Linked DNA regions of Homo sapiens: region 2 is linked to region 1. A link is a contact called in ENCODE Hi-C data. All regions are on one chromosome and are shown on one strand. The core of a region is the stretch at or near the end of the contact, and the rest is flanking DNA. Distances in the headings are between cores, read along the strand shown. Region 1 holds the start of TASP1 (taspase 1). Region 2 holds the start of MACROD2 (mono-ADP ribosylhydrolase 2).

The links. A loop is a pair of places that touch in the nucleus more often than their neighbours do. Pooled maps may share reads with other maps.
Region 2: a loop to region 1 is called in a map of Caco-2, with 4 times the contacts of the local background. The contact joins the promoter of MACROD2 here to the promoter of TASP1 in region 1. A Hi-C loop is called at or near these places in 1 of 168 maps with a recorded cell type or tissue (Caco-2) and 5 of 50 pooled maps.

The regions. Positions count from the first base shown.
Region 1 is chr20:13,634,516-13,640,317 of GRCh38, reverse strand. TASP1 (taspase 1) reads left to right here and starts at 1,386. Exons shown (of 14, transcript NM_017714.3): 1 at 1,386-1,424. RefSeq lists a silencer at 1,486-1,635 and enhancers at 1,826-1,915, 1,529-2,029.
Region 2 is chr20:13,993,673-13,998,891 of GRCh38, reverse strand. MACROD2 (mono-ADP ribosylhydrolase 2) reads right to left here and starts at 3,376. Exons shown (of 18, transcript NM_001351661.2): 1 at 3,083-3,376. The coding sequence starts at 3,128. It also overlaps a transcript of SEL1L2 not described here.

The sequences.
Region 1 (5,802 bases), core at 137-2,636:
TAATATCCATCCTACTTCTAGGTAACAAAATCGGTTTCAGTTACTATTGCTATGTAATAAACTGTTATTCTTACTATGTAATAAACTTCTTCCCCTTGCCCCTCCCTAAGAAGTCAGTGGTAGAAGAGAAAGAAAAAAAGCCCCAAGTTACATAATAAAACCACATAGGTTATATTTATAATAATGGTATCAGTGGTTCTCGAACTTTTTGGTTTCAGCATACCTTTATACTCCCCAAAATAGTAGAGAACACTCCAAAGCTTTTGTTTCTGTGGGTTACATCTATTAATATTTACTATATTAAAAATTGAATACAAAGCTGAAATGTGGCTGGGTGCGGTGGCTCACGCCAGTAATCCCAGAACTTTGGGAGGCCAAGGCAGTAGGATCACCTGAGGTCAGGAGTTCGAGACCAGCATGGCAAACATGGTGAAAACCCGTCTCTACTAAAAATACAAAAAATTAGTCGGGTGTGTATCGAGCGCCTGTAATCCCAGCTACTCAGGAGTCTGAGGCAGGAGAATCGCTTGAGCCCGGGAGGCAGAGGTTGCAGTGAGCCGAGATCGTGCCATTGCACTCCAGCCTGGTTGACAGAGTGAAACTCCATCTCCAAAAAAAAAAGAAAAAAACCAACAAAAAACTGAAATGTTAAAAAGTTATTTAAAATAACAATAATAAACCATTATGTGTTAATATAATTAAGACATTTTAATGAAGAATAAATATTTTCCAAAAACAAAAAAATGTGGTAAGAAAAGTGTTATCTTTTGCATTAGTGTAAATTCCTCTATAGCTGGCTTAAAGAAGCCAGTTAGATTCTCATTTCTGCCTTTACATTCAGTTCGACGTGATGTTTTGGTGGAAGTATAAGGAAAATCCATCAGTCATGGGTCATCAAAACCCATGACTGGGTTTCGGTCTTACATCCTAGCCGATAAAAGACCGCCTACACTCCTTCCCCCTGGGCAAGGCTCGTGCCCCAACTCCTACAAGCAATGCAGGCTGAACCTTAGTTTTCCCTACCGTCTAACAGTGCTCTAAGGATTGAAAGAAAGTAACTCTTAAGCGACACCTAGATAAAATGATGGTCAGTTTAATTTCATTTCTCATCACAGTATTAGTCAATCAACCACTCAGATATAATCACATCCTGCGGGCTTATTCAGGGGCGGGGTGGGTAGAGATAAGCAATAGCGCATGCGCAGCTCAGAACGAAGCCCCAGGTGGAGTTAGCGCTGCACCTCTGAGGCCAGGTGAGCCGCTCCGAAGCGGAGGGCGGAGTCAGAGCCGCTTGTGGGAGGCTGCTTCCGACCACGTGGTACCCCGAATGACCAATGGGGAGACTTGATGTCAGCCCCGCTTCCTCACCCTGGCAACGGGCGGGTGACTACTTCCGGTGCAGTGAAGGCTCGGGGCTGAAGCGGGTGAGTGTCCCTCTTTCCCACGCTGTCCGCGCCGCTGCCGCCTCCGCGCTGCTGCCTCTGTGTGTGGGCCCCGTACGCTAGCTGGGACGTCCTCTCCGGGTCCGAGAGGGGGCGGCGCGCAGGACACCCCTTGCCCCGGGCGGGGCTAGAGGAGGGGGCCAGGATGTCCCTAGTTCCCTAGTCTTGGTCGCTCTAGGCGGCCCCGTCGTCCCCCTTCCCAGCCTCATCTCCGGCTTGGCGTCCTCGTGGCCACCGGGGAAGTACTGTCTGTATGTGGGGAGTTCTCGCAGTTCTTCACCCACTTTGCAGTCTCAGGCTGGAGATGTCTCAGAGTCCGAGGTTCGCAGACAGCCGAGAATGTGCGCCTTGTCCTGGGTGGCGGGTTGGGGGTAAGGCAGCCCCTTACTTAGTAATAGAGGCCTGATGAGAGTCCTGCGGGTCGTTAGCACTTACTACTCAGGGGGAGGAGGAGGAGGAAGAAGAGGAGGAGGAAAGGACCGAGAAGATGGAGCAGCTGGAGAGGAGGGGGGGAAAGCAGGAGCTAGAGATGTCCTGGAAATCGAGGGTATCGTGTTTCCGGAAGGAGAGAGTTCAACTTTCCTGGCTTCTGTAGGGGAGGGGAAGGAAAGGTGTGTTAGGGGCCATTAGATTGCTGAATTATTATTATTCTTTATTAGCGAAGGAATTTTTACTTATATTCTTAGGAGTTTAATAATTTATCTTTTTTGTTGTAAATAAAACTTTTCCCCACCACTTACAAAAAGCAGTGCTTACTAAGGAACATCTGGAAAATGCAGAAATAGTTATGAAGAGATCACCTATAGTTCTGCCAACCCAGCATTTTGATCTTTTTTCTAATATTTTATTCATATTAACCTATTTGTGATCATAATGTATGCGTGTAAAATACGGTTATAACTAAGAGGCATAGTTACATACATTGTGTTCATTGCACGGATAGATTGTCTTTTTTCCTCTTGAGAAAGTCTTATTAAGGTATTCATGCACCATAAAATTTATTCTTTAAAATTGTAAATTTCAGTGCTTTTTCTCATATCGCAAAGTTGTGCACCCATCACCACTATCTACTTTCAGAACATTTTCATCACCCCCAAAAGAAATCCTATACTCATGACAGTCACTCCCCATTAGATTCTCTGCTTTCTCTCCCAGGCCTTGTAACCACTAATCTACTTTCTGTATCTATGGATTTTCCTATACTGGCATTTCATATAAATGGAATCATAGAATATATGGCCTCACTTGTCTGGTGTCTTTCAGTTAGTATGTTTTCAAGGTTCATCAATGTCTGTGTATCAGTATTTCATTCTGTTTTATGGATGGGTAATGTTCCATTGTGTGAATATGCCACATTTTGCTTAACCATCATCGGTCGATGGACATTTAGGTTGTTTCTACTTTTTGGCTATTTTGAATAATTCTGCTATAAACATCTGTGTACAAGTTTTTGTATGGACATACGTTTTCAGTTCTCTTGAGTATATACCTAGAAGTGGAATTGGTGGGCATATGGTAACTCTATGTTTAACTTTTTGAGTGAGTGCCAAATGTTTTCCAAACTGGTTGCACCATTTTACATTCCCACCAGCAGGTTATAAGGGTTCTGATTTTTTCATATCCTTGGGAGCACTTATCTTTCTTTTTGGTTATAGCAGTCTTAGTGCTTATAAAGTGGTAGCTCATTGTAGTGTTGATTTGCATTTCCCTGATGGCTAATAATGTTGAGCATCTTTTAATGTGCTTATTGACCCTTTGTATATCTTTGGAGAAATGTCCATTTAATTCCTTTGCCCATTTTTAAATTGAATTGTCTTATATTAAAGTTGTATGAGTTCTTTCTATATTCTAAATGTAAGTCCCTTTCCAGATACATGATTTGCAATATTTTCTTGCGTTTTCTCCCATTTTATGGGTTGTCCTTTTACTTTCTTGAATGGTGTCCTTTATCTACTTAGAATTTTTTTTTCAAAGACTTGTCAAGTGCAATAGGGAGGATATTTAGAGTTAATTTTTCTGTATGATGTGAGGTAGGAGTTCAGTTTCATTCTATTGCATGTGGCTATCCAGTTCTAGCATCATTTGATGAAAGGACTGTCCTTTCCTCCATTGAATGGTAGAAACCATTTCAACACTCTTGTTGAAAATCAGTTGATCATAAAAGTGTAGGTTATTGTTTTCTTAACCGTTTTTCTGTATTGGACATTTAGGTTGCTCCCAGATTTTTGTTATTCTAAATTATCCTGTGTTAAACATGGTATAAAAGGCATAAAACCTTTTCTCTATTTAGTTATTTTGGTAGAAAGTTTTCTCAGAAGTGGAATTACTGGTTAGAAGATGAATTTAAGTATGTCCTGGAGTTCATTTAATGAGGCATTAAACCTTCAATATCACGATGTTAAAAGCAACAACACAAGGCTGGGTGTGGTGGCTCACGCCTGTAATCCCAGCACTTTGGGAGGCCCAGGCAGGCGGATCATTTGAGGTCAGGAGTTCAAGACCAGCCTGACCAACATAGTGAAACCCCGTCTCTACTAAAAATACAAAAAAAAAAAAAAAAAAATTAGCCCGGCATGGTGGCCTGCGCCTGTAATTCCAGCTACTCAGGAGGCTGAGACACAAGAATCGCTTGAACCTGGGAGGCAGAGATTGCAGTGAGTTCAGATCATGCCACTGCACTCCAGCCTGGGTGACAGAGTGAGACTCTGTCTCAAAAAAAAAAAAAAAAAAAAAAAGCAACAACACAATTATTTATTCATGAGTTGTAATAGCTTAAGGGCTGGATTTCTATCAAAGCCCTTTGCTGTAAGATGGATGAATTCCATGACTTACTTCCTTTTTCAACTGCTTCTTAAAGAATAAGCAAACCTACGGTGAAAAACTTTAACACCACAGCAACAGGACGTGGTAGTTTTCAAAGTGGTGTAAGAAAAAAAAACAGTGTCATCACATACAGTAGGAAAATAAAACCATCTTTTAGAGAGATGAGGCAAGATTTAGACCTTAAATTAGTGCCATGAAAGTCCCTGCAGAGCGTGTTTTGGTTAGGCCAAGAGTGAGGTGGACCTAGATTGAGCTATCCATAAAACTTGTGGCTATAGGTAAGACAGAAGATAAAGTTAGGAATCATCTGATTTGCTGAGAGGATAGTTTTGAAAGGTTGGCAGTAGATGAAGTTGCTGAAGGTTGGCCGGGAGTGGTGGCTTACACCTGTAATCTCAGCAGTCTGGGAGGCTGAGGTGGGTGGATCACCTGAGGTCAGGAGTTCGAGACCAGCTTGGCCAACATAGTGAATTCCTGTCTCTACTAAAAATACAAAAATTAGCCAGGCATGGGGGTGCGTGCCTTTAGTCCTGGCCACTCAGGAGGCTGAGGCAGGAGAATTGTTTGAACCCGGGAGGCAGAGGTTGCAGTGAGTTGAGGTTGCGCCACTGCACTCCAGCCTAGGCAACAGAGCGAGACTGTGTCTCAAAAAAAAAAAAAAAAAAGAAATTGCTGAAGGAAACATTTGCAGTTGGGGTCAGAGGTGAGTTATGAAGAACTAGGGTAGTAGATTTGTGTGTTGCCAAGGAAAGCAGGTGATCAAGAGAATCAAAGGTTGTAAGCAGAAGATTAAGAAAATGCCATTGGGTTAAGTAACTTGGGAAAGATACAATTTATGGGGAGCAAGACTTTTTTTTCTTTTTTTTCGAACAGCTTAATAAGATCAGTTTACCCATTTAAAATGTACCCAGTGTATCAATTTACCCATTCAAAGTGTACAATTCAGTGGTATTTAGTGTATTCACAGAGTTGTGCAACCATTACCAAATTCAATTTTAGAACTTTTTTTTATTTTTATTTTTTTGAGATGGAGTTTTGCTCTTGTTGCCCAGGCTGGAGTGCGATGGCGCGGTCTCTGCTCACTGCAACCTCTGCTTCCTGGGTTCAAGCGATTCTCCTGCCTCAGCCTTCCGAGTAGCTGGGATTACAGGCATGCGCCACCACGCCTAGCTATTTTTGTATTTTTAGTAGAGACGGGGTTTCTCCTTGTTGGTCAGGCTGGTCTTGAACTCCCGACCTCAGGTGATTGGCCTGCCTCGGCCTCCCAAAGTGCTGGGATTACAGGTGTGAGCCACTGAGCCCAGGCTTTTTTTTTTTTTTTTTTGGACGGAGTTTCCCTCTTTTGCCCAGGCTGAGGTGCAGTGGCGCAATCTTGACTCACTGCAACCTTTGCCTCCCTGGTTCAAGCGATTCTCCTGTCTCAACCTCCCGAGTAGCTGGGATTACAGGCGCTCGCCACCGCACCCAGCTAATTTTTGTATTTTTAGTAGAGACGGGATTTCGCCATGTTGGCCAGGCTTGTCTCAAACTTCTGACC
Region 2 (5,219 bases), core at 2,127-4,626, 360 kb before region 1:
CCTCTCCCACCTGGATTCAAGCGTTTCTCCTGCCTCAGCCTCCCGAGTAGCTGGGATTACAGGCGTGTGCCACCACGACCGGCTAATTTTTTGTATTTTTAGTAAAGACGGGGTTTCACCGTGTTCCCCAGGATGGTCTCAATCTCCTGACCTCATGATCCACCCGCCTCAGCCTCCCAAAGTGCTGGGATTACAGGTGTGAGCCACCGCGCCTAGCCCTTCTCTGTGAATTAAAAAGGCAATGTCATCTCTTTAGTATGGGGGATAGGGTCTTGAGAGAACAGGAAACTTGAAGGGAATGGTAAATTTAGAATTATCACATAAAGGCAGAAAAGGGAGATGATTAGCAGTATGCCAAAGCAGTGCTAAAAAAGCTCAGATCACAAATAAAAAATTATTACAATATTACTGAGCAGGTTAAAAGACATTATGAAGCAACTGACAGTTTTTGTGAATGTCAAAAGGTACATACAGAAATGCAACCTGGCCTCTGTTGTTCCAGTTATTTAAAAGTTGAAGTGTGAACACTTAAAAACGAGATCAATTTAAAACAAAACAATGAAATAAGTTGCAATACTTGAAAATGCACATTAGTGGTTCTGAATTAGGACTCAAAATACTAGATCAAACATGTTTATTTAAACATATGTGGTCTTCAGAACTCCTTAATTACTTGTTTAAACAATGAAACATACTGGAGGCCACAAATATATATGCATTTTCTTTGTCATTTCATAAAACTTTTATTTAAAGAATGCTTCACCTTTACAATGAGTCCTTTCTCTGTGAACCAAGCAATTAAGTAGGCAGACCTATTTATTAAATGGTATACTGAGTTAAAAATATGTTTATAGAATGCCTTGACATTTCAATGAGGTAGGTAAGCCTTCCTTTAGCTTTAAAGGACAGCTGCAAAAATACTATACCATCAGCTTCCCAGTGGGCTGAAAGGAAAAAGGTCATGCATCCCATCAGCTTCTCTAATACTAACTATGGTACTAGAAATCCTTAGCTCTTCCTTGGGGGTATAATATATATTTTATATTTAAATATTCCAAACATAGACATCCTGAAAAAAAGAAACACTGAGATATGCATTAAAGTCTTCGTATCGCAGTAACGTTTTCCTTTAACATTAAACTTCATGCAAAAATAACTTAGTTTTGGATAATTACTTGTTAATTGCCTTATTTAATGGTGCATTTGCTTCCTTAGGAAAAAAAATTGGTTATATATTCTCCATTATTAGAAGAAAAGAAATCAAGACATTAAAAAAGATTCTAAAATGCCTGCTGGTCACAGTCCAACTGTGTAGATGTTAAATGAAGGAAACATTATAACGTTATTACTTGAGGAACACTGTTTTTCTATTATGACAGAAAAATAGTTCTTAAGTACTCACTATAATTTCATCAATGATTCATGTTACTGAAAACAATGTCTATGTCTTCCACTGTTTTGCCCTCATTATCATCAATTATACAAAGCGAACATTTCAGCATCATCAATAAACATGGGCATAAATGATTTTTCAGTGCTCACAAGGCAAATCCTTGTTGAAAGTGTGTTGAAACTAAAGTAACTACTACTGAAAAAAACAAAGCAAAATTATTTTACACTACTTTATCTATCAGGCTATTACTCTCGACAGCATTTGATTTATAACACCAGAAGTGTTAGCTCTCTATAAACCCATAATTATTAAAACATAATTAAATGACTAAACTTTCAACATTTTTAAAGATCATTTTAATTGTGTTGTTCGGTTCTATTATTAAATCTTCCTGCAGTAAATTTGAAAAAAAAAATTCCCTCCTCACGCCTTTGTTCGTGCATTGTGGAAGCCGATCCTATATAGTGGATTCTTTTTCCACATTAATTCCCTTTCTTACCTCCACTGTTTTGCCTTCGTGTTCATAAAGGCCGGGACTTGCAATAAAAATCTACAGGTTTTAACGAACTATTAACAAGGAAATCAACTTGATACCTAGTCACCCCTATATCCTTTTGTAAAGATGAGGTACCAGGAGAAATGCGCACTACCCTCAATAGACCTCACCCTTGCTATACAGGTTTTAGTTTATTTTAGCAATAGGAGTGCAAGAAGTTTTTGCTACATTTCTGTAAATAGCTAAAGAATGAAAAGGAAAGAGGTGTGAAAAGGAGGGTGAAAAACGCCAGAGACACTCAAGTTAGAATATTACCAAACTGTGATGGGATAAGCGGGAGATCTTGGTGGGAGACGCTGGATCGTACACTTGTGTTTCTTAAAGAATCAGTGCCACTGTCAATCTAGCTGATTTAGATAAACCTTATACGCACAAAATTCAGAGATGGGTTCATACAGAGTGACATTAGTCACAAAATCTTACTCTGAGCAACTTCAGCCCATGAATGGGGATGGAATACAGAGAAACACACTGTTGGGAGAACAGCCCATTCAGACTTCTCTGAAGGCACTTATCCTCACGGACAACACGCTCGTTTTAGGGCTCCCCTAGAGTTCCAGGTTTCAAAAGTCACGCTGCGGCAGCGAAGGAAGGAAACCTAGACAAGGGGTAAACACCCGATGGTGGGTACGCTTTGCCATTCGGGGGCTGGGGGGACAGGGGCGAGAAGGAAAGAAATGAGGGTGCACGGAGCGCGGAGGCACAGCGGCAGCTGCAGCCTGAGCGCCCGCCGACGGGCACCTGTCCGCGGGACACCCAGGCCGGCAGTGCCCAAGTCCCAGCTGCGGTGCAGAGGAACTTGTGCCGCGCCCGGGGCTGCCGCCTGGGGGTCCCCGCCGCAAGCGAGGCGAACGCAGCACCGCCTCGGGAGAAGGTGACGGGGTGCCGAGGGCAACAGAGAGGGGCGTGCGCCCACACGTGCGCGAGCTGCAGGTGCCCAGGGGCGGCGCGTGCACGCCGGAGTGCGCGCGAGTGTGCGCGTGTGTACACACGGACACCGGAGGGAGGCGGCACCGGCCGGGAGGGCGCGAGGCGGGAGCTCGGGCGGAGGGCGCCGCGGCACACACAGCCTGACCCCCGCCCCCACCCTAACCCCCACCGCCCGCACCCCCAGGACTCGACGGGCCGGTTACCTTTCTCCTCTCTCCACACCTTTTTCTTCTTGTTGCTGGGGTACATGTTGCCGTGGGGGTGGCTGGCTTTAAGCTGCAAGTTCCCCAGGCTCACGGGCAAACAGGGTGTGTGTGGAGTGGGAGGGGTGGGAGGGGGCACTCAGCAGGGAAAAAGTGAAAGAGGCTCTGCGTCCTGCGCTGCTCGCCGCTCGCCGCTCTCCAGTCGCCGCCCTCCTCCCTCAGCCCGCGCTCGGCTCCGGCTCCCACCCGCCTCAGCCCCGCGGACGCCGCCACAGCAGCACCTCAGAGCCTGTCAACTAGGTCACGCCTCGCGCTAACCTAACACCCGCGCAGGCACCGCCTACCAGCCGCTAGGCAGCGCCGCCTCCCATTGGCTGCACTGCCCGCCGCTCTCCGTGTTCTAGCCACGGCGCGCCCCAACTTGGGCCCCAGGGCGCACGCGCAGGCGCAGGCTCGGGCTCGACGCCGACGACGCTAGGGAGCTGGAGGGGGCGGAGCCAGGGAGCGAGGGGGCGGAGCCAGGGAGCGAGGGGGCTGGAGCTGTCCTCGAGACGTGGGCGCGGCGTGAAGCCGACGCCTAGTGGGAGAGGGAGGTGGACCGCGCTTACCGCTGGCCTCTTGGAAGACTTGAGGGCGTGGCCTGTAGAGCCAGGTGCGCCAAGTGACAGGCGAGCTAGCGGAAAGCCGCCTCAGGGACTTGGAGGATGTAGAAGTGGGAGGAGACCGAGGGTCAACACGAATTGTCCGTGCTCACTCCAACTGCCCTGTTGAGGAGGATTTTCACCAGGTAATCTGATGCTTTCCTCTGGGTGGGCAACTAAAAAAGACCAAAAGAAATGAAAGTATTGGCAAATGGTTCCACATCGTATGCAGTTGGCTCCTCAAACCTGTAGTGAAAATTACAAATTTCATTGGAATTTGGTGAAGTTTAGAAAGAACAAATGTAGACTGCGATACTCAAGACGGTTTTAAGAACCAAGAAGTTGCGGACAACCAAAATGTTATATTGAAAACACGTCTTACGTCAAAACAAATCCAGATGCCTGTTAACCAGAGCCGAGTGGTCTTACTTTATTCTACCAATTGCTTAATGTTAAGACGCAGGTCCAAAAAGCTGGCTTGATTCTGGATAATACTCACCTGGCGGGTTCTGAAAATCCAGTTTCACTAAAGTCCGCCACATGAGTAGGGTGACCTATAATTTAGAAGTTTGGTACCCTCCCCCCAAATTTGTTGTGTTTCTATATATCAGATCATCTTCAAGGCTAATTGAGTGGATGTTGTAAATCCACATTTATTTGGCAGTTTGGGTACTTGTTATATATATTGGGCAAATAATTATTTGGAACACATTTTTAAAAAATAATAGAAGAGAAAAGGAAGAAAGGGGGGAGGCCCCAAAAAGAATTGTAAAGAATGGAATATTTTTAGTAGTAGGACACTCTCATAAGGATGATTCACAACATGGTAAGGTAATTTTTGTTTTGTCTTTTTTTTTTTTTTTTTTTTTTTTTGAGGCAGAGTTTCACTCTTGTCCCCCAGCTGGAGGGCAATGGCTCCATCTCAGCTCACTGCAACCTCTTTCTGCCAGGTTCAAGCAATTCTCCTGCCTCAGCCTCTGGAGTAGCTGAGATTACAGGCATGCGCCACCATGCCTGGCTAATTTTGTATTTTTTTAGTAAACATGGGTTTTCACCGTGTTGGCCAGGCTGGTCTTGACCTCCTGACCTCAAGTGATCCCAAAGTGCTGGGATTACAGGCGTGAGCCACCGTGCCCAGCCTGTTTTTCTTTTAATGCTGTGAAATACGAAAAAAAATAGATTTGGGATAAATAAAGAAGGCTTCAAGAAGGAAGTGACATTTGAGCTAGTAATAAAAATATGTACTTATTTATTGGCACTAGAAATAGAAAGAGGTCTTTGATTAGAGACATTACCAGGGAAGAATAAATAAAACCTGATAATGCAATAGATTTTGAAAGAAAGGTGAGGAAGAAAAGAAAAACATTTCATAGGATGGGTAAGGGGGCAAAATAGCAATGCTAATATTAAGCAATATGGGAACAGTTGCAGATTTTGTAGAAAAGATATTGACTTCTTATGTAGAAATGTGAAAGGTAAGACAAGTACATCATACT